Regions from separate parts of the Homo sapiens genome. Here region 2 is linked to region 1. A link is an interaction called in ENCODE POLR2A ChIA-PET data of the cell type or tissue named here. Cell type or tissue: endothelial cell of umbilical vein. All regions are shown on one strand. Each heading gives the region's core, and the rest is flanking DNA. Links, peaks and the distances in the headings are about the cores only.

Region 1 (7,893 bases), core at 2,894-7,893:
TTGTGTTCCATTTACCACTTATTTGTGGTGTGATTTTCCCCAAGTCCCCTCCAATCTCTGAGCTTCAGTGTCTTCATGAAGAAAATTAAGTTAACAAGGCTTGTACTGCTCTCCATAAATAAGCATGGCTGAGAAAGCAGGATAAAGATGAACAGGAGGTAGAGGTGAAGCCTTAGCTTGTGGTTATACAGCTCAGATGAGACAGTCGCTGGGAAAGCCTTTCTCATCTACAAAACTCACATGAAAAGAAATAGTTTAGAGGGAGGCTTTTGCAGGCAGATGCTGGAAGATCTGGAAATTTCCTAATGACCTGGACGGGCCTGGAGATCATCATGGTCTTCCCCCGATAACTTAAAAAAAAAAAAAACCTTATTAGGCTGGGCGTAGTGGCTCACGCCTGTAATCCCAGCACTTCGGGAGGCCGAGGCGGGCGGATCACCTTAGGTCAGGAGTTTGAGACCAGCCTGGCCAACATGGTGAAACCCTGTCTCTACTAAAAATACAAAAATTAGCTGGGCATGGTGGCATGCACCTGTAATCCCAGCTATCAGGAGGCTGAGGCAGGAGAATCACTTGAACCTAGGAGGCGGAGGTTGCAGTGAGCCGAGATCGCACCATTGCACTCCAGCCTGGGCAACAAGAGTGAAACTCCATCTCAAAAAAAAAAAAAAAAAAGTAAAAACACCCTATTATTGATCTTGTGTGTGTGTGTGTGTGTGTGTGTGTGTGTGTGTGTGTGGTAGCCACTTGATTTTCTTCCATTTATGCATGGGGTTGACTTTCCTTACTTGTCTATCAGTGGGTACATGTGGAAATTTACAGAATCACAAAATTTTAGAGTTGAAAGGACATTGGAACTTGTCTAGCACAACTGTCCCCTGCAAAGAATCTCTTTCCAGCAATCTTGTTAGATGGCTGCCATTCAACCCCTTGCTTAAATAATTCATTATCAGGGTATCCAATACACCCTGCCCAGCCAGTATATTCCAATAACCAACAGATCTGTCCTTTCATACACTCTCATACATTGAGCTACAATAAGCCCTGATAAATGTAACTACTGGCTCTGCCCAAGACTCCTGGAGCAGCACGGAGGTAGCTTTTCATGGGCTCTTCTACGTGTTAGCAGAGTGATTTGGGGTTAATCTTTTGTACTTCAGTTTTCCACCTCTATAAAATGAGGGTGATAATGGTGCCCACCTCATAGGATGGGTAGGAAGCTTTGAAAAGTTAACATAGATATACTTAGAAGAGTGCCTGGCCCATAATAAGCACTATCTAAGCTCACTATTATTATCATCACTGTGCTATTGCTGCTGCTGTTATCATCTGACATGACATTATCTTATCATTATTGATTATTGCTGAGATTATTATTATCACTTGACAGCAGTGGAAAGATACCTTCTCTGGCCTGTTATACTAACCCTTTCTTCTTGTGCATGTGGGTAAGCATGTAAGATGTCTTGCACTGTAACCTCCTAGAGACTGAGGGCCGTTGCATAGGTGTGCCTCTGTGTAACATCTGACAGGGACCTCTGAGACGGTAGACAGGCATCATTCACTCCATTCATTCCCTCATTCATAGACCACCCAATGTTGTTAGGAAATGAGGATGAAGTAGGAGGAGGAGGATGAAAGGAATGGAGGCTCGCTTTGTTCCTGGATTGTAGAAAACCCTTGTTTGGAAATGCTATATTCAGAACTGGAAGCGAGACCATTTTTGCTCTCCTAGAAAACAGAAGGAGAAACTAACACTTATTAAAGATGATTTTGTGTAAGGTTCTGTGGTAGAAACTTTCATATCTGTATTTCATTGAATCCACCCAATGACCCTGTAAGGTAGGTAAGTGAGGAAACGAGCCTTGGTGGGTTTAAGAACCTTGCTCAAGGTCATGGATGGGGTCCAGACCCAGGTAATCTGATTCCAAAGCCCACCTCTCAGGAGAAGTTTGTAGTGTAAAAAAAGGCCCAGAATCTTGAGCTTCCCATGCCATGCTTGGCATGCTAGGTTCTTATTTACTTAAGAGGCTGGGTGTAAGATAAATATTTAGGCAACATTTGAAAAAGAAAACCGTAGGAGCACTTTTCTAAACCAACACAGGAGATGCAAAGTATTTAAATTGGCCCCAGTTGACCCAAAACTAGAATCCAAGGTTGTGTAGACTAATCCTCAATAGAAACTTTACAGTCTTATTTACCTTGACTGAGAAATGTTTGGAGGAATTTCCTCCACGTCGGGAACCGTTTCTCATTGACTGGCTGTGCGTGCTGTGCTAAAATGCCCGCCAGCTCCTCAGAGATCTTCACCAAAGCTGGCTCCTGCAGAAACAAATTAAATAGAACCACAAGCAATTTTACTACAGAAATGAAAACTGCTTGTGGAGTGATTAAAAACCAGGCCTCCAACAGGCAAAAAAAATGTGGTTACTGTTTACCCAGAGTCAGAAAGCCATTTTGAAAATGTTCTCTCTTTTTTCAGCCATTTCAGTTTTCATATTTCAAAAGTGATTTGGCGCCCTAAAAATTCTTAATTGTTCCTGTTGTCTCTGAAAGGCACCCTTCTCTCTGGGCATCAGGAAACGAGGTTTCAGACCCACTGCAGCTGGCAGCCTGACCAGCAGAGTGTCCTTGGGCAATATCTTTTCTCATTCTGGGCCTCAGTTTCCCTTTATATAAAATGTGGGGTTAACTGTTTTTTTTGTTTTTGTTTTTTGTTTTTTCTTTTTTTTTTTGAGACGCAGTTTTGCTCTTGTTGCCCAGGCTGGAGTGCAATGGCGTGATCTTGGCTCACTGCAACCTCTGCCTCCCGGGTTCAAGTGATTCTCCTGCCTCAGCCTCCCGAGTAGCTGGGACTACAGGCATGCGTCACCACACCTGGCTAATTTTGTATTTTTAGTAGTGACGGGGTTTCTCCATGTTGGTCAGGCTGGTCTCAAACTCCCGACCTCAGGTGATCCGCCCGCCTCGGCCTCCCAAAGTGCTGGGATTACAGGCATGAGCCACTGTGCCCAGCCTAATTTTGTATTTTTAGTAGAGATAGGGTTTCACCATGTTGGTCATACTGATCTCGAACTCCTGACCTCAGGTGATCCACCCGCCTTGGCCTCCCAAAGTGTTGGGATTACAGGTGTGAGCCACCGCACCTGGACACCTCCATATATTTTTTAATTTTTAAAAAAAATTTTTTGAGACAGGGTCTTGCTGTGTCACCTAGGCTAGAGTACAGTGGTGTGATCATAGCTCACTGCAGCCTCAGTCTCCTGGGTTCAAATGATCCTCCTGCCTTAGCCTCCCAAATGGCTGGGACTACATGTACACACCACCATGCATGGCTAATTCTAAAAAAATTTTATTTTTTTTAGATTTGATTTTATTCTTCAGATTTTATTTCTGCCAGAAGTGAGACAGGGTACTGGATCGAAACTCATATGATAGACAATATTCATATTCAAAATATGGAGCACTGACAAGAAAAACTCAGATTTACTTTAGGTTGCAGGGGAACTTCTGAATCTGAGTGATGGTGCAGTAATTTGAAGGGATCAGCTTTGGGGGTGGGATTGGAATATTAGAAATCACACACACTTATTTCCAATTTCCCTACCATTAAAAAGTGATTGTCCTCTATGCACTGCTCACCCCAACTCCTTGGAACAGCTGGTTGATTCTAGGTCCAGTGCCCACTGACAACCCACAGTAGAAGACAAACATCTGACACTATGCCCTCAGCGGGTTCAAAAAATCTGAATAACTTCCGAAATATCCAGAAAATCTTGGTGGGAGAGTTTCATTAGTTATCTTAGTAAGTGCTTGACATACAAAACAGAACTGCCCTGAGAAGCGGAGAGTGCCCTGGCTCACACTCAGCTCAGGACGACTCCCTGCACAGTGGGAGGAGGTCTGTTAAGAAGGGCTGGGGAAGCGTTCATGCAGAGAGCTCTGTCTTGTGATGCAGAGACAAGGAAACTGCTGTCAAAGCAATGGGCCTTTTCCCTCCCTTCATATCCTATACGCTGTGCACATTTTCTCTGATCTTTACTGTGAATTACCTGATCGCCCCAAAGCCCTGCATCTAAATTATAAACAAGCATGTGAAATGCACAGCTCCAGCAACCCGGACCCCTTCTTTGTTCCTTCTCTGAACAGTCCCCCAAATCCATCTTTCTTTTGTTTTACACTTGTTTCAGTTAAAACCATTCCATTTTATCAAGGAAGACCAACTGTCTCTGATTTATGAAGTGCCCCAAAGCTGGGACAATGAAACACGGCGTTAGAATCCCACTCTTCTCTGGAAAATGGAATGGCAAGGAAAGGAAGTCTCACAGCCTGGGCCCTCTCTCAGACAAGTGGGAATTGCTTTGTTCTGCCTTGATTAAATGGCCTTTTCTGCCCCACTGCTGGGGAATGTGAAATCATCTACTCAGTTATACACATGTGGTCATTCATACCAAGACAGTCCAAAGATAAATCATTCATTCATTCATCTATATAGCAAAAATTACAGAATGTCAGGCCTTTTAAGCAACTGAACTAGTAAAAAAGTGATATATATACACATATATATATTATATTATATATATATATATTTTTTTTTTGGTGTTGGGGAGAGAGGGAGAAAAGGCAGTGAAGGAGCAGGTAAAACCCTTGCCACGTAAATCTTGAAAGGAGATCTCCTTCAACTTGAGGATCAAGTCCAAACTCCTCAACATGACAGATGAGGAAGGTCCTCTGTGATATGGCCTCTGGCTCCTAATGTGGCCTCACTTTCCTGCTCAGCTCCCAGCCTCCCCCTAACCTGCCCTCCTCTGCCTCCCCTTGCTGACTCCTCCTCATCCTTCCTGAGGTCGTTCCAGCCACAGCTCCTCCAGGAAGCCTTCTCTTCAATTGGGAGAGAAAGCTTTCTCCGTGCTCTCCAGCTCTCTTGGGGCTGCTTAATGGCATGGCCACTGGCTTTGAGGTCAGTCTCCCAGTGCCCAGCACAGGGAACACTAAATGTCTGCAGAATGAGTCACGATGGTGGTAAACATAGGACGTAGTCCTTAAAGCTGAAGTTACAGAATAAGATAAAACGTGAAACCTCTCAATGGGTTCCTCCTTGCTGCTCAGGAAGCAGCTGGAGGGAAGGCTGCTAAAGAACCACAAATTCTTCCTGGGCGGACTTTATGGGATTCCCTGCCTCTGAAGGGCATCGGGAAGATAAACGAGGTCACATTTATGAAGTGTCACCTCAGATGCAACATACTATGTGAGGGCCAATAAGTAACTCATCAGCCTGCTGCTTGTGTGTGGCATCTGGACACTGTGCCAGGCTTCTGCCACCGCCTCTGATCACAAAGCCAGCCATTCTGCTTTGACGCTTGGAGTTTTCACTGTGCACAAAGCCCCAGTAAGGAGGTAAATTTCCTAGAGGAAAGTCGGCTGCTGGAATCTGGAGGAGTAATCGTGTCCTACCATGAGAGGTACACAGCTGAAGGCACTGGCGGGGTGACATTCAGTAGGGATGCTGGGGCACACAGAGGCAGCTTGGGGCCATGATTCATTCTCTAAGAAAAAAGGCATGGAGAGGAATAATGCGAGGTAAGAGGAGAGGGGTATTAACTGTTTAATTTATTTCTTTATTTTGAAAGTGTCTGATGGGAAAAACAAGGATTATACTAAGAATGGCCTCAGCACCAATGAAAATTGTCTTCCTATCCCTACAAAACAAACCAAAAAAATACAGCAGGACCTGCAGCTCATATATTCAAGTAAGGTCAGAAAAATGACATTCTTGGTAAAAGCTTCATTTTATTTTATCCCCCCAACAAAACAACCCTTTACAGTCTGGTTTCTGCTGGTACTCAGAAGCTGCTTGTGAACTGGTGGGTTAGGCCAGAGCTCAAATCCAGGAGCAAAGGACTCCATCGCAGCAGTGGTTTAACAAGCTAAGAACACTGTTTTCCCAAGAAGCAACAAGGTCCCAACAGCCACAATGGGTCTATCGACGTCAGATGCAAGCTCTCAGTTTTTGGGGGGCTTTCTGTTCTCTGGTTTTTGTCATTTTGCATAGTTCAAACATAATTGCCACAACTTTAAGGGCAGATGCTGGTAAGGGAAGATCTGTAGCTATTCAAGTTTATTTTGTTCAAAACAAACTTATGTACACACAGACACACACACACACACACACACACACACACCTTCCATAACAGACAAACACTCCAATTCATGTGAATCATTAGAATACTATTTGTAAAATACTTTGTCTCATCACAGGTTCACATTCATGATCTCATTCAGTACTTTCAGCAACACTCTGCAGTGGCCACTACCATGTTATTTCTCTTGCTTTAAAATGGGAGCTGAGGCACTTAGAATGAAGAGGCTTGTGTAAGATCACTCAGTGAGCTTCAACAAATGATGAAAGACAGAAAATAACAGAGTTAGGGGAACCATTGCTAGCTTGCTTTCTTCCTCCCTTTTCTATCTTCCCAAAGTGTATATATATTGAATATCTGTTATAAGCCAGCAACAGGGGCACATCTTCTTTATCTCAAAAACTTGTGAAATGAGGCCGGGCGCGGTGGCTCATGCCTGTAATCCCAACACTTTGGGAGGCCGAGGTGGGTGGATCACTTGAGGTCAGGAGTTCATGACCAGCTTGACCAACATGGTGAAACCCTGTCTATACTAAAAATACAAAAATTAGCCGGGCGTGGTGGTGGGCACCTGTAATCCCAGGTACTTGGGAGGCTGAGGCTTGAATCCAGGAGGCAGGGGTTAGAGTAAATTGAGATAGCGTCATTGCACTCCAGCCTGGGCAACAAAACCAAAACTCTGTCTCTTAAGAAACAAACAAAAAAAAAGACAACAACAACTTGTGAAATGAGTAGTTAGGAAGTTTTTTTTGCTTTGCATTGAGTAACAACAAGGTGATGGACGATGGGCGACCACATCAGTGTTTCAGAGAGGCTATTATCCATTTTGAACAGATCATTTAGAGCTAATGACTTGGGAAGTGTGGAAATAAAAATATATACCTTGTTGATAATAAACAAGTGCTAGAAAAAATACACTTGACTTTTGAAAAAAGTCAGAATTCCAGATTTTCATTCCATCATGATTGCACTGGCTCTGGGAATGCAATTAGCGGCTAGCTTTGTGGGGCTGATAGCTCTAGGGCAATTCCCATCAGAAGAAACTTCAGCCCCATCTTTGCCACTGCACAGGCTTGCCTCCACTTTTTCCAGTGCCCACATTTACCTCTCAGAGTGCATCAACAATCGTCAGGACGTTGGAAGGTTCCAAGACATCTGCAGAAAGCATGGGGCTCCACCAGCCTGGCCGATGCACCCCAGAGATTCTTGTCTACCAAGTATGTAACTTGCCTCTTGCTCTCTCTTTTTCTATCAAGAAAGTGTAAATTTGAAGGAAGAGATGTCTGAATGAATGAAATTCAGGATATCTTAGGGGAAGCCAGTAGACTCTCCATTGCACTCAATGACTAAAGCTAGTGACTAAAGCTTAATACTGCACTCAATGACTAAAGCTACTTCAAACTCTACAGAGTTAGCTTCCCCAACCAAGTAAATTCCAAGAGTGCCTCTGTGTGTGTGTATTACACACACATACACACATACAGACACACATTGGTGTAATTGGGTCATGTGCCAATCTGCAGTGGTGAATTAATAACTTTTTGGTTAATCACCTCAAATCTCCCATATCAGACACTGATGGTGTTCAAAAGAAAATCAAGGGACCTGCCTACATGGTTCTGATTTCTAGATGCTTTCTGACATCCCTACATGAAGGACTGGAGAGTGAAAAGGGCAAGACAATGACCTGAAAAAGTAAGCAAGACTGTCAGTGTTGAAAGGAGCCATGTGGACTATCTAGGACAAATGCCTC
Region 2 (14,065 bases), core at 9,061-14,060, 130 kb before region 1:
CCAAGATTCAGGCTAGCTGCCTATCAAGCTGGATAAGCTGTAAAAATTACACTAGCTGGAACCATAAATCATAAAAACTTACTAAACTGCCACAAAGTTTCAGAGGTACAAATATGTTAGAGAACAACACTAGAAAGTAGTGGTACTAAGAAGCAAGAAAATAATTTGAGCTTTTTCTATCTTATACATGGAGGTTCTTTGCCATCTGACCAAAAAAACGTTACCGGATATGACCAACAAAAGGGGTGGGGGTAGGGGAGCAGACAGATCTGATACATTGGTTCACAATGAGAATTCCAGGCTTCTCTAGTTGCCTGGAGCATAGTAATATGATTTTCCAGCACATTAGGGAAGCAAAAGTAGAACCAGAAAGCCTATGTACTGGCTAGATTTTGTTAATGTCACTTAAAATGGAGGAAAAAATCCTAGCAAGATACCAAATAGAGTGCAGCAGATGGTAAACCAATATTATGAAGCAATCTTCACAAAATCTGCAGTGTGTCACAAATATACAAAATGGCAGAGTTTGGGAAAAGAGAATCATAACAGGCCATATGTTGTTAGCAATTTTATTTGAGGCAACATGCAATCCAAAAGAAAAACCAAGAAGAGAAACATAAAGGCCCAATAGAGAGGAGAAGCAGCCTCAGGTAAGGGGCGGTCACAATGGCCTACTGAGTAAACAGCAGATAAACAGCAGACTCCAGGGAGCTCTCAGCCAAACAGCACCCACTGCAGTGACAGGGGCTCAAGAAGGCTTTCAAGAGAAACAATCTAGCTTCTACAAAGAGCTACAGAAAGTTAAGGCAATATATTATATGTCATTTGTCACACTCCTTCTGTGCCAGGTGGCAATTAGAACTACTGCAAAGGCACTTTTCCCAGGTAAGAGAAAAGAAATGAAAACATAATTATAGAAGTTAGAAAGACATCAACAGGAAACTACCGGAAAAGATGTCATGTTTAAAGCCCTTCTCAGGCACGGAGTTAATGACGTGGGCAGGACCAGAGGCCGTACTTTCCATGGCCACATCTTCATATCCATGAGTTTTAATTTAGCTTCTTGCTTCCCTCTTCCTGATTCCTTCCTTACTTCTTTGCTTTCTTCCTCCTTCCAGCAAATAAAAGTACCCACTATGTGGTGGGCACTGTTCTGGGCACTGGGACAGTAACAGTGAAAAAAGAAAAAACAAACAAAATCCTGCCTTCATGGAACATACACTCTAGTGGAAAGAGACTGAAGGAGGTGAGGGAGTGGGCCTTGCTGATATCTGGGGAAAGACTGTTCCAGGCAGAGGCAGCAGCTAATACAAAGGCCCTGGGTCAGAGGAATGCCTGGCATGTTTGACAGACCGAAAGGAAGCCAGAGTGGCTAGAACAGAATGAGAGGTTTGGGGAGAAACACACGGGTTCAGAGAAACAATGGTGGGACAGGTTGAGGCCAGATGCGAAAATGCAGAGCCTTGGAGGGCATTTTAAGGACTTGGTCTTTTACTTTGGAGTGAGATGGAAATCACTGGAGGGTTGTGAGCGTGGTGGTGTCACCTGACTTCTAAAAGAATCACTCTGGCTGCCATGTGGAAAAGAGGCTGTATAGAGGCAAAAGTAGAACAGGGAGACCAGTTTGGAGGCCACTGTCCTAATCCCGGTGAGAGATGATGGTGGCCTAAACCAAGCTGAGGTTTTAAGAAGTCATCACATGCTGGATAAATTTGAAGATAGAGCCAACAGGACTTGCTGATGAATGGGATATAGAAAGCTTATCCTTATTACTTCACTCTTCAACCATCCATGCATTCCAGAAACACACATAGAGTGCCTATTACGTGCCAGGTACCATTATGGTAGGGATTCAAAAATAAGCTGCACTGTCCACTGACCTTAAGGAACAACTAGTCTGGTGCTTGAGTAAAGGACTCAAACTTCTTAATTTTCATACAAATTAGCAAGACTATTAATAAGAAATGACTACTCTCATAAGACTAAAAGGGATTTGGACTTTTTGCATCAGTAATATTTCCAGCCAAAATTTCAACAAATTAAAGCTCTCTTATTTTGCCCCAAATTCTAGGATGCATAATTAACTCTTACATGTTAAATAATTTTCAGGCTCAGTGTAGGTTTGTTGTGACCATTTTTCACTAACTTACCTAGTTTTACTTAAAAATGACCCTTTATATTTTTACATATACAATAGTTTAAGGAAATGAAACTTCATTTCTTCCAAATATTTTATGATTTAGACTCTTCTCTGAAGCAAAAAGAGGCTCCCACCCAACTATTCTTAACAAGATTGTCATGGCTAGCTGAACACAAGAGTATCTCCTACAGGTGTCACTCCAGTTATCAGCTATAGTTGTTTCCTATACTCTGAGAATTTACAACTTCCAGAATTGCAATTTAGCTTTAAATGGTCATACTATGCCAAATTTAAAATGAGACATAATGTGTTGGTTTAAAGATTTCCACCCTAAATACAAAATAATCTTCCAGCAGTTCATAAAACAGCTGAAAATGATTCTGTGCAATAAGGAGAGAGTATAAAATGGGGTTGAAGAAAGGCACAAATTCAATAAATATTTATTCTATAACCATGTTTTCTGAACCAAACTCAGACACACGGTTTGACAAGTGTGAAGATACTTCTGAGAGCTACAGATTAGAATACATGAGTGTAATAGAAAAGTGAAACCACATGGTTTTTATAGGTTTAAGACAGCATTTGTCTACATGGACTTAAAATGCATGTTTCAAGTCACCAGTGAGATTTTACTGTCCACGAACACCAATCCAACAGTCATTTTATAGCAGTTACTTCTCTAGAGAAAATGCTGGCAGAGGAACACAAGTAACAGATATGCACAGGAAATGCATTAGTGGGCACGGTTGATTTTTATCACCTCATGTGTTGGTGTACTCATTAATCTGCTAATGAAACTGTGAAAATCAGCAGGGGTCTCTGGGCCTATATGAATGTCAAGCTCTTACAGCATATGTAGGACCCAGAAATGCAAACACACAGGATTTTTTATGGTTATGGAATTTACCTTCATCTCAGAAAGGTTCTCACATCTGGGAAAAGAAAAACTATTCCATAACTGGTGTGGAATCAACTATCTGCTTGAAAAATAAAGTTGGATCCCCACCTGATTTATTTCACCAAAATAAACTGAAGATGGTGCAAGAATTAAGAAAAACAAGGGCTGGGAGCAGTGGCTCATACCTGTAATGCCAGCACTTTGGGAGGCCGAGGCAGGTGGATTACCTGAGGTCAGGAGTTCGAGACCAGCCTGACCAACATGGTGAAACCCTGTCTCTACTAAAAAATAGAAAAATTAGCTGGGCATGGTGGTGGGCACCTGTAATCCCAGCTACTAGGGAGGCTGAGGCAGAAGAATCACTTGAATCCAGGGGGCGGAGGTTGCAGTGAGCTGAGATCATGCCATTGCACTCCAGCCTAGGCGACAGAGCAAGACTCCATCTCAAAAAAAAAAAAAAAGAAAGAAAAGAAAAAGAAAAATAAACAAATTCTGAACTTTGTAATAAAAATACATGCTTTTTATAAAAACCCACAATACGACACATACAAATTTATATAAATAACTGTGTGTGTGTGTCTAACCTCATTAAAGTAGAAGGAAAAAAGAATATCAATGAATGTTTCTTCAATATCCTGGACTGTAGAAGACCTTTCTAAGCATGACATAAACCCAGAAGTTACAAAGGAAAATAAGTAAGTTTGACCATGTAAAAATTTTAAACTTCTCCACGGAAAAAAGAAGAGAGAATAAGAAGACCAGAACAAACCGAAAAGAGCAATAAGCTGAACAAAAACATTTGTAACACACAAGACAAAGGGCCAACCTTAATATTGGAAAACCCTTAAATCAATTAGAAAAAGATAAATAACCAAATAGAAAAACAGGCAAAGACGACAAATAGTTTATAGAAATGAAATACAAATAGCTGGCCAGGTACGGTGGCTCATGCCTGTAATCCTAGCATTTTGGGAGGCTGAGACAGGCAGATCACCTGAGGTCAGGAGTTTGAGACCAGTCTGGTCAACATGGTGAAACCCCGTATCTACTAAAAATACAAAAAAATTAGCCGGGTGTGGTGGCGCATGCCTGTAGTCCTAGCTACTTGGGAGGCTGAGGCAGGAGAATCGCTTGAACCCCTGAGGTGGAGGTTGCAGTGAGCCGAGATCACACCACTGCACTCCAGCCTGGGCGACAGAGTGAGACTGCGTCTCAAAAAAAAAAAGGAAATTAAATACAAATAGCCAAATACAAATGAGAAGATATTCAAGCTCATTTACAATTTAAAAAATATAAAATAAAACAGTAACACAGTAATATTTTCACCTATCAAACTGACATTGACTAAAAGGTTTGCTAATATCCAGAGTTGATGGGGTTGGAGGGAAATGGGCCTTCTCATACCTTGTTGGTGTGAGTGTAGATTGGTTCTACCTTTTGGTGAGCAAACACAGTAATAGATATTGAAATTTAAATATGGGTATTCTTTGTCTCAGTAGTTCCAACTCTAAGAATTTATCTTACAAATTTATTTCCACAATGATATGGTTTGAATATTTGTCCCCTCCAAAGTGATCCCCAATGTTGCAGGCGGGGCCTGGAAGGAGGTGTTTTTGTCGTGGGGGTGGATCCCCCATGAATGACTCAGTGCCCTCTCTATGGTAGTGGGTTCTCACTCTGTTGGTTCATGTGAGAAACTGGTTGGTTGAAGGAGCCTGGCACCTCCTCCACTCTCTCTCGCCATGTGACACGCCTGCTGCCCCTTCACTTTCTGCCATAAGTAAAAGCTTCCTCAGCAGAATGCAAGCAGATGCTAGTGCCATGCTTGTACAGCCTGTAGAACTGTGAGCTCTAGATGTAATGGAGAATAAGGACCTAAAAGAGGTCCTTTTAATAAGAAAACAAGGTTTAGGACCATCAGCCCAAAAGGTGAGTTCTGCAGACAGATGTCCCTCTCCTCATCCAGCCCTAACTCCCCTTGGAAACACCACACCCAGAAAAAGAAATCAGAAAGAATACAGCTCCTCAGGTTTGACCCCCTTGGGTCAGTCAAATGTGGGAATTTGATTTGGAGGCCTGAACTGTCCACCACCAACCAATTATATCCCATGCTCAGGCTATAACACAAATAATCCAAAAACGCAAATTACTCATTTAGATTTAGACCATATACATTTTATAATTTTCATTTGAATATGGACACACATAACGTTCCACTCATTCAACAAGTGTGTTCCTCTAAGGCAGCAAGCTCATTACTAAGAAGAGAGAAAGAGTGGAATAAAACATCGTACCTATCACTAAGTGACTCAAAATGTAATGAGGGAAGTTAACATGCACACACACACCAGAAGGCAGGTTGAAGGGGTTCCCTGCTCTAGTAAAGGTGCAGAGAGATTAATGCCATCTGGAATCACCGGAGGTTTCATTGAAGAGACGCCATTTCTCAGAACTGGAGAATCTGTAACATTACCTGACCTTTCCCCTCTTTTCCACTCACTCAACTCTTTTTCTCTACATTTATACAAAACAGGTACATTTGACAGCTACCCTATCTCTTGTTGCTTAATTCATATCACTAACTATAACACCATTTCTTTTATATAAGATATCAATTAGTGTTAGGTATATTTTCAGTATTAAATGTATTACTATAAGGCCAGGTGCGGTGGCTCACACCTGTAATCCCAACACTTTGAGAGGCTGAGGAGCATGGATTGCTTGAGCCCAGGAGTTCAAGACCAGGTTGGGCAACATGGCCAAAGCCCATCTCTACAAAATATACAAAAGTTAGCCAGTGTAGTGGCATGCACCTGTAGTCCCAGCTACTCAGGAGGCTGAGGTGGGAGGATTGCTTGAGTCTGGGAGGCAGAGGTTGCAGTGAGCTGAGATCGCACCACTGCACTCTCCAGCCTGGGTGACAGAGCCAGACCATTTCAAAAAAACCAAAAATGTATTACTATAAGTATTTCTTTTATTAAAGTTGTATTTATTCAAGGGTTGTTCCATTATACCCATAAGCCACTGAAATATTTCCAAAATTCCTTATAAGCTATATCTTCTCAACTATTTCTTTTTTTTTTTTTTTTTTTTTTTGAGATGGAGTCTCGCTCTGTCGCCCAGGCCGGACTGCGGACTGCAGTGGCGCAATCTCGGCTCACTGCAAGCTCCGCTTCCCGGGTTCACGCCATTCTCCTGCCTCAGCCTCCCGAGTAGCTGGGACTACAGGCGCCCGCCACCGCGCCCGGCTAATTTTTTGTATTTTTAGTAGAGACGGGGTTTCACCTTGTTAGCCAGGATGGTCTCGATCTCCTGACCTCATGATCCACCTGCCTCGGCCTCCCAAAGTGCTGGGATTACAGGCGTGAGCCACCACGCCCGGCCTCAACTATTTCTTAAACATAGATTCCATTTATTGGTTCGGATTTCTGGTTCAGAAAAAAAAGTCACCACAAAATAATCATGAAAAAAGCCAGCCTAGGATTTCAAGTCTATAGTGGAAAGTACATGATAATCCAAACACAAAACAACTAAGAACTGTCATTATTTTGTCTGTGGGTATGTTTTGTATTTATTGTTTTTCATTTAAAACTGGCCCACATGAAGATGGGCACAGAGCTGCTGCCATTGATGGGGCAAAAGAAAGAGCATGATATCACAGAACGTAAACCTGGAGTAGTAGAGGTTTATCTATATTTACACTTAACAGGCTTTTGACACACTTGGGGATAAAGAGTGCAAGTTTTATAGTCAAAAAGATGTGTGTTTGAACCTGGGCTTCACCGTTCCAAGCAATCACATTCAGCAATCATTTCAGGCCTCTAAGCTTCGTTTCCTCACAGGTATAATTTTCCTATTTCACAGACTCAGTATAAAGATTACTAACAACTTAGGCAAGTCATCTAGTACACTGCCTGGCACAGAGCAAGCTATCAATGAATGATAGTTAAAATAATCAGTATTATTATTATTATGAACCCTAACTGGAAGCCAATGAGGCAGGCACAGGCACATCAAGCCACTTTGGGGATCCGAAAAGCAAGTAAAAAGTACAAAGTAAACTTCTTTTTACCATGCTTAAGAACAACCAGAATATATGATTTCAATAATTATGACAACTCTCAAAACAAGTCCAGTACAGTGGTTGAGAATATACACTCTGGAAACTACTCCAGAAATTCCACTTTACCACTTAACAGCTGAGAGACTTTCAGCAAGTTGCTTAAAGATTTCCTTTCCTCAACCAAAAAACAGAGCTAATAATGTCCTTTTAAGTACTTCGTGGGTACAGTGGCTCACACCTGTAATCCCAGCACTTTGAAAGGCCAAGATGGGACTATCACTTGAGGCCAGGAGTTCAAGACCAGCCTGAGCAACACAGCAAGACCCCGTTTCTACAAAAAAATTTTTTTAATTAGCTAGGTGTGGAGGTGGGTGCCTGTAGTCCCAGCTACTCGGGAGGCTGAGGCAGGAAGATCACTTGAGCCCAGGAGTTTAAGGCTGCAGTGAGCTATCATCATGTCACTGCACTCCAGCCTGGGCAACAGAGCAATACTCTGTCTCAAAAAAATAACGAGTACTTCGTGGGGATCTTGTGATGGTTAAAAGAAATAAGATAACCCATGGAATGCTCTTAGCAAAGCATCTGTCAACAGTAAGTACTCCGAATGTTAACTATCAGACTGTCCATGAAACCCGTGGAACCTGCAAGGAGTTACTGCAAAGAGTCTGAATAAAGCTTGCAACACTAGTATGTATTTCAGACAGATGTACTATTTTTCTATAGTACAGAGTTCAATGTGACTAATAAAATACTAATTACATTGAGTTCTACTCATTATAGCTTTTAAAAACAGGCAATGATTGTTGAAAAATGTTCAAACAATAGAGAAACATACAAAGTAAAAAGTGTGATCATTCATCCACCCCCTCCCGCCCCCACCAACCCAAGCCTCAGGCCCCAAGTCCACTTTACAGGGTAAGTCACTGGAAAGTACTGTAGTAGGCACTCTTCAGATCCTATCTTTCAATACACACATAAAGTTGGGGAAGCGTGGTTGGATATTTTACAAAATGGGATCATACTATATGCATTATTTGTTTATTCAACAATATTTCACAGATATCTTTCCGTACAAATGTAAAAAATCCTAACTCATTCTTTTTAGTCACTGTTGAATGCTTTGAATTATAGACAAATAGTAATTTATTAATCCATTATAATAGGCATTTAGTTTACCTCTAATTTTTTGCTATTGAAAATAATCCCACAAGCCTGAGCCAGGAGGTCAAGGCTACAGCAAGCTGTGATCTCACTACTGCACTCCAGCTTGGGCAAAAGAGTGAGACCCTATCTCCAAAATAAATAAATAATCCCACAGTGGGCCAGGCACAGTGGCTGACATCTATAATCCCAACACTTAGGGAGGTCAAGGCAGGAGGCTCACTTGAGGCAAGGAGTTCAAGACTAGCCTGGACAACATAGCAAGACCCCATCTCCACATAAAATTTAAAAATTAGCCAAGCATAGTGGTGCATGCGTGTAGTCCCAGTTACTTGGGAGGCTGAGGTGGGAGGATTGTGTAAGCCCAGGAGTTCAAGGTTACAGTGAGCTATCATGCCACAGCATTCCAGTCTAGGCACCAAGGCAAGATCCTGTCTCTAAAAATAACAATAATTATCATCATGATCTCACAATGAACACTTTGTTTGATGGGCATTCAACAAATGTGTAGCTATTTCTGTTGAACTGCTTCCTGACAGTGGATCTGCTAAGTCAAAGGTTTTGCACATTTTATATGTTGATAAGAAATGCCTAATTATCCTCCAAAAAGGAAGTACTCATTGTATTCTCTGTAAGTAACCATCTTCATAAAAAACAGAAACAAAAAAGTATCCTATTGTGGAAAAACTGAAATTTTTCTACATTAAGAAGTGACCCTCTGGCCAGGTGCAGTGGCTCACACTTATAATCCCAGCACTTTGGGAGGCTGAGGTGGGTGGATCACTTGAGGTCAGGAGTTCAAGACCAGCCTGGCCAACATGGCAAAACCCTGTCTCTACTAAAAATACAAAGATTACTTGGGCATGGTGGTGCACACCTGTAATCTCAACTACTCAGGAGGCTGAGGCATGAGAACTGCTTGAACCCAGGAGGCAGAGGTTGCAGTGAGCTAAGATCGCACCACTGCCCTCCAGCCTGGGCAACACAGTGAGAGTCTGCGGCAAAAAAAAAAAAGAAAAAAGAAAAAGAAAAGAAAAAAGTAGCCCTCATCTTAAAAAAAAAAAACTACAGTTCTTACTTCATCCCTCTCAGCATCCGGGCCCTTATGCTACTGACTATCTCATCGTAGCATGACTCATTCCATGATGTCCTCTGCAATGACCTGGTTCATGACAAAACAGTTTTCTAGTCCCCAGGTCACCCTGGCCCTGTCCCCAGGCCAACTGTGGGGAAAAAGGAAGGACTAAAGACCTGAAGTGTTCCTGTCACCATCTAGCATCCCTGCTAAGCCCCACTAAAACAGAATTATTCCATGTAATGCTCATGGTAAAAGCTCTACTTTGTTGCTATGTTTTAAAGCAGCAATGGATTAAAATCTCTTAATCAATAATCACTGGCCTACAGGTAGTTTACACGTTTCATTTTGTCCTGCAATATTATCACAATCAGGAGCAAGAGCAGATAAAGGTCATGCTGGTAATTAAAGCTATATTGTAGAAATATGCTCACCCAAGATATGATTAAATAAGAAAATATTACTCAGTTCAGTATCATCATTAAACTTATATCAATTTATAAATATTTAAATGTACCATATGATGGTCATAAATAATCTGTTTTTGTCAGTTTCTAAAGTAATGCCACCCATAAACCCTTTAAAAAATGACTGCAGAAAGGAATAGTCAAGAAAGTATACAAGCCAGACTTACATTCAAATGCTGTAGTTGTTGCTTCAGGCAGAACCTGGCCTATCACATCCTAAACAAAGAAAGAATAAAGAAACACAATTAGCCATCTTCTTTATTGCTAACATGTGGCAAATCCTACAGGAAATATGAGAACCTGGGAAAGATTTTTGAAACGTTAGCATAAACTATAAAAACATTAGCTCATAATCACACTTAGCCCAGCAACGTAAACCCAGAGTTTAAAGCTCTATTCCAGGAAGAAAAATATTTAAGGAAACTTTTCCACATTTTATTAATAACATATTTTATTCTCAGTTCAACAGTCTATATACAAATAAACCGTCATGTATTTACAAAAACTTGGTTTCTTCTATGGGAGGCTGTGGAATATACTACAGTTGAAAGAGAGAGGGGTTTTGAGAGTCAGACTGACGTAGGTCTGAATCTCTGGGAAAAAAATCACCTAACCTCTCTGAGCTTCAATTTGATTACCCTCCAAAATGGGTCTGGTAATACTTATAGATGTAGCTTAAAAATTAATCTAATAAACATAAACTTAGACCTAGCACATTGAAGACATTCAACAAATGTAGTTCCTGATATACAACAAGCAACACTGTGCCTCGCACTCATCATGGTAGGAGTTCGACACCCAAGTTTCCATGACGATATAAACCCATTATGCCACATTTAACACAAACAGTTCTTATCAACCTTTACTCTTAAGCAACAGAAAACATACTTAATGACACCGAAATAAAGTTAATCTAGCCTACAACAAAAATCTAAAAAGGGTATATAATCTGACATCAATGCTTAAATAAATCTATAAAGTTGAAAACACATGAAAATTAGTATACTGAGACAGCTTAATTGAATAAGCATAGAACACCTACGCTCTGGGGAAAGTGACCCTCCATCATGTCCAGTCCAACTCCAATGGCCTGCAAACCTCATTTCTCTCCAGGAGCTCTGCCACAGTGTCCCTCCCAGGCTGCAGCAGAACTGGCACCAGGCAGCCGGCTGACAAAGCCGCTCGCAGTATTTCTCAGCAGGGAGCCCACAGCCTTTCCAAGCAGGGCACTTAGCAGAGTGGCTGCAACTTCCTTCTAAAGGCAATTCTTTAGAAGCTTTTGCTGCAGTGGCAATTTGCATAATAGTCTTGCCTCTATAGTGCTTTTTTTTTTTTTCAAAAATAAATCTGTGCATATAAAACTGATCAAAGAGGACTATCTTAGGCAGTCCTTGCTCATTACAGCCAAAAGAGATTTTTTTTTCTGAGTCTAGTCCTCACAAATGAAACATCAACTTTTTGAGGAAGCATCTATAAAAGATTTTAGTGTTAAAAAATTATTTCTACACTCTCATAGTTAGAAAGTATTTATTGACAGGAAACTGTAAAGGGAGTACAGAATAAAGCACACAGGCAATCCAGTGGAAAGCCTGAAAACATGAAATTGCAGCCAAACAGCTACAGCTGGATGCTAGCTCTCTGGCACAGCTGAGTGCACAAAATCTCTCTGTGCCTCACTTTCCTCATGTGTAATATCAGATCTTAGCTGTACCTAACAAATGAGTTAGTATTTGTAAAGTACTCAGAAGAGTGTCTAGCACATGGCAAGTGCCATATTAGTGTCAAATAAATAAAACAAAACACCAATAACTGGAATATTACAAAGCTTACTTCGTAATAAACTTTGAAATTCCAGCACCCTACAATCAGTGGAGGATGGTGATTCACTCACTGACTTCATCCTTCAGCAGTACTTATTGAACACTCATTCTAGCCAGTGTAGGTTTAAAAAAACGAGGGGAAAACAACTGCTTCATCCCCAACTCTCTAAGTCTAGGTTATCACCAGTTATTTCCAGGAAACTCCGATCTTGAGATGTGAACTGTACCTCTATAGTGTTAGCAAATTAATTTAGGCTCCTTCCTACTTAGGAATAGCAGACCCCATCAAAGTGCAGAGTTCTAACAACCAACTGAAAACCTGCTCAGTGGCAATGGCATGCCTTAGCCCATCGACATAAACAAGGCACTGCACATGCTCCTCACCTGATACGAGGAAAAGGGAGAAAGAACAAAGCAAACTTGAGTGAGAGAATCATGTGAACACAACCAACCATTTTGTTCTTTAAAGCAAATAAAGTGGGGCAATCATAATGACAAAGAGGTAAGAAGTTTAAACATCAGTAATATCTACTAGTCATTTTAAAGCAGGGTACATTTGATGATTTTATATACATTTTCCAGCTAAAGTGACTTATTTCCAAGCGGCCTTCTTCTGCTCTTGACAATATAACATGTACCTAACTAACCTAAAGAAGGTTTCAAAAGAAAACCGGGATGGGCGCAGTGGCTCACACCTATAATCCCAGCACTTTGGGGGGCCGAAGTGGGTGGATCACTTGAGGTCAGGAGTTCAAGACCAGCCTGGCCAACATGGTGAAACCCTGTCTCTACTAAAAATACAACAAAATTAGCTGGATGTGTGGTGTGTATCTGTAATCCCAGCTGCTCAGGAGGCTAAAGCAGGAGAATCACCTGAACCTGGGAGGCAGAGGTTGCAGTGAGCCGAGATCACGCCACTGCATTCCAGCCTGGGCAACAAAGCGAGACTCTGTCTCAAAAAAAAAAAAAAAAAAGAAAAAAGAAAACCGAAGTTTACATATTTTGATGATGACCATTTTTTGATACTTTTCTTCTTCCTTTCAATAAATCAGACAAATATCTGACAGATCCAAAACATCATTGAGCATCTACAACATGCCACGAGCATAAAGATCACAAAGCTGTAGGCTACAGGACAATAAAACTTGATCCTTGACTTTAGGAAGATTATAAACTGGTTACAGAGATAAAGACAAACCTGAAAGACTAGTAATATAAAACACTTAAGAGTATAAGCACCAAACAAAAGACATAAACAGCCAATAGTATTTGGTAACTCAGGAGAAAGGAAAAAATCACAGACTCAGTTTAGACAGAAATCTGTGTGTGTGTGTGTGTGTGTGTGTGTGTGTTTTCTTCTTTTTTGAGATAGGGTCTCGCTCTGTGACCCAAGCTAGAGTGCAGTGGTGCAATCACAGCTCCCTATAGCCTCGACCTCTAGGTTCAAGAGATTCTCCCACCTCAGCCTCCCTAATAGCTGGGACCACAGGTGAGTGTCACCAAGCCCCCACTAATTTTTGCATTTTTTGTAGAGATGGGGTTTTGCCATGTTGCCCAGGCTGGTCTCGAACTCCTGAGTTTAAGCGATCTACCCACCTCGGCCTCCCAAAGTGTTGGCATTACAGGCCTAAGCCACCACTCCTGGCCCAGAAGTCTTATAGATGAGGGGAAATCTGAGCTTGGAGACCACAGAATACAAAAAGAAGAGGGGAGAGGGTTGGGCATTCTCTCTCATCACACACTAACCAGACCTCTTGTATAGTTTTCCCAAAACTAGGAACTCAGTCTCCAGGGAAAAAGAGAAACACAGAAAGCTGCAAAACAGAAGACCCAAATGTCTCTACCTTTGAGGGTCAGGTCAGCCTCCATAGTTCAGCCAGTCCCTGATGATTCAGACAAAAGACAAGGCCCAGAGAGACCGACTGACTTGCCCAGGGTCTCCCAGCTATTTGATGCACAGTGACTGGAGCCCTCAACTGCTGACTTCAGGTCCGAGACACTCAGTTATGGCTGACTCGGTGACTACAACCTGCTTCTGGCATCTGTGTCAGGTTCTGCCAAAAATTAGCTGGGTGGCTTTAGCAAGGTATTTTCCCCCTGTGGGGTTCATGCCTCTTCATTCGAAATGAGTCTGAATTAGATGAGGGGATTCTTCCAGGTTCCACGTGACTTTAAAGTTTAAGGTTCCAAGCCAGAGATGCTGACGTGTCTCTTGGTTCTTGCCTTTTCTTGATGAAGAGATGAAGTAAACCTGGAGAACAGATCACAGGAGTCTGCCATGATCTGGGCTTGAACATTTGCTAAAATGGAGCACTAGGAGATAGCACTGAACACCCACTGCCACAGGTCCTTCGTCAGGCCTTTCTGACAAAACATGCTCCACCTGGGCTTACCTAGCCAAAAGTGTGCAGACACCTGGCATGCTGAGCTCTAGTGGTGGG

Evidence for each region. Peaks named below come from ENCODE experiments on the same cell type or tissue, not always from the same donor. Only the 100,000 strongest peaks of a DNase experiment are listed, where the experiment ranks them.
Region 2: POLR2A ChIA-PET joins it to region 1 with 5 read pairs; 2 of 35 experiments call an interaction of 5 or more read pairs at or near these places.

The regions. Positions count from the first base shown.
Region 1 is chr15:67,411,360-67,419,252 of GRCh38, reverse strand. IQCH (IQ motif containing H) reads right to left here. Exons shown (of 21, transcript NM_001031715.3): 15 at 2,202-2,322. All of the region lies in intron 5 of IQCH-AS1 (IQCH antisense RNA 1), which reads left to right. Among named protein-coding and RNA genes, the nearest start is that of C15orf61, 110 kb to the left of the region's middle. RefSeq lists an enhancer at 4,828-5,122. In endothelial cell of umbilical vein, for the core only: no CTCF peak of the experiment used is centred there; a DNase peak (open chromatin) is centred at 5,042; H3K27ac peaks cover 248 bases.
Region 2 is chr15:67,545,989-67,560,053 of GRCh38, reverse strand. It overlaps MAP2K5 (mitogen-activated protein kinase kinase 5), which reads right to left. Exons shown (of 22, transcript NM_145160.3): 2 at 9,972-10,020. Among named protein-coding and RNA genes, the nearest start is that of MAP2K5, 10 kb to the right of the region's middle. RefSeq lists a silencer at 2,687-2,766 and an enhancer at 11,746-12,247. In endothelial cell of umbilical vein, for the core only: no CTCF peak of the experiment used is centred there; no DNase peak of the experiment used is centred there.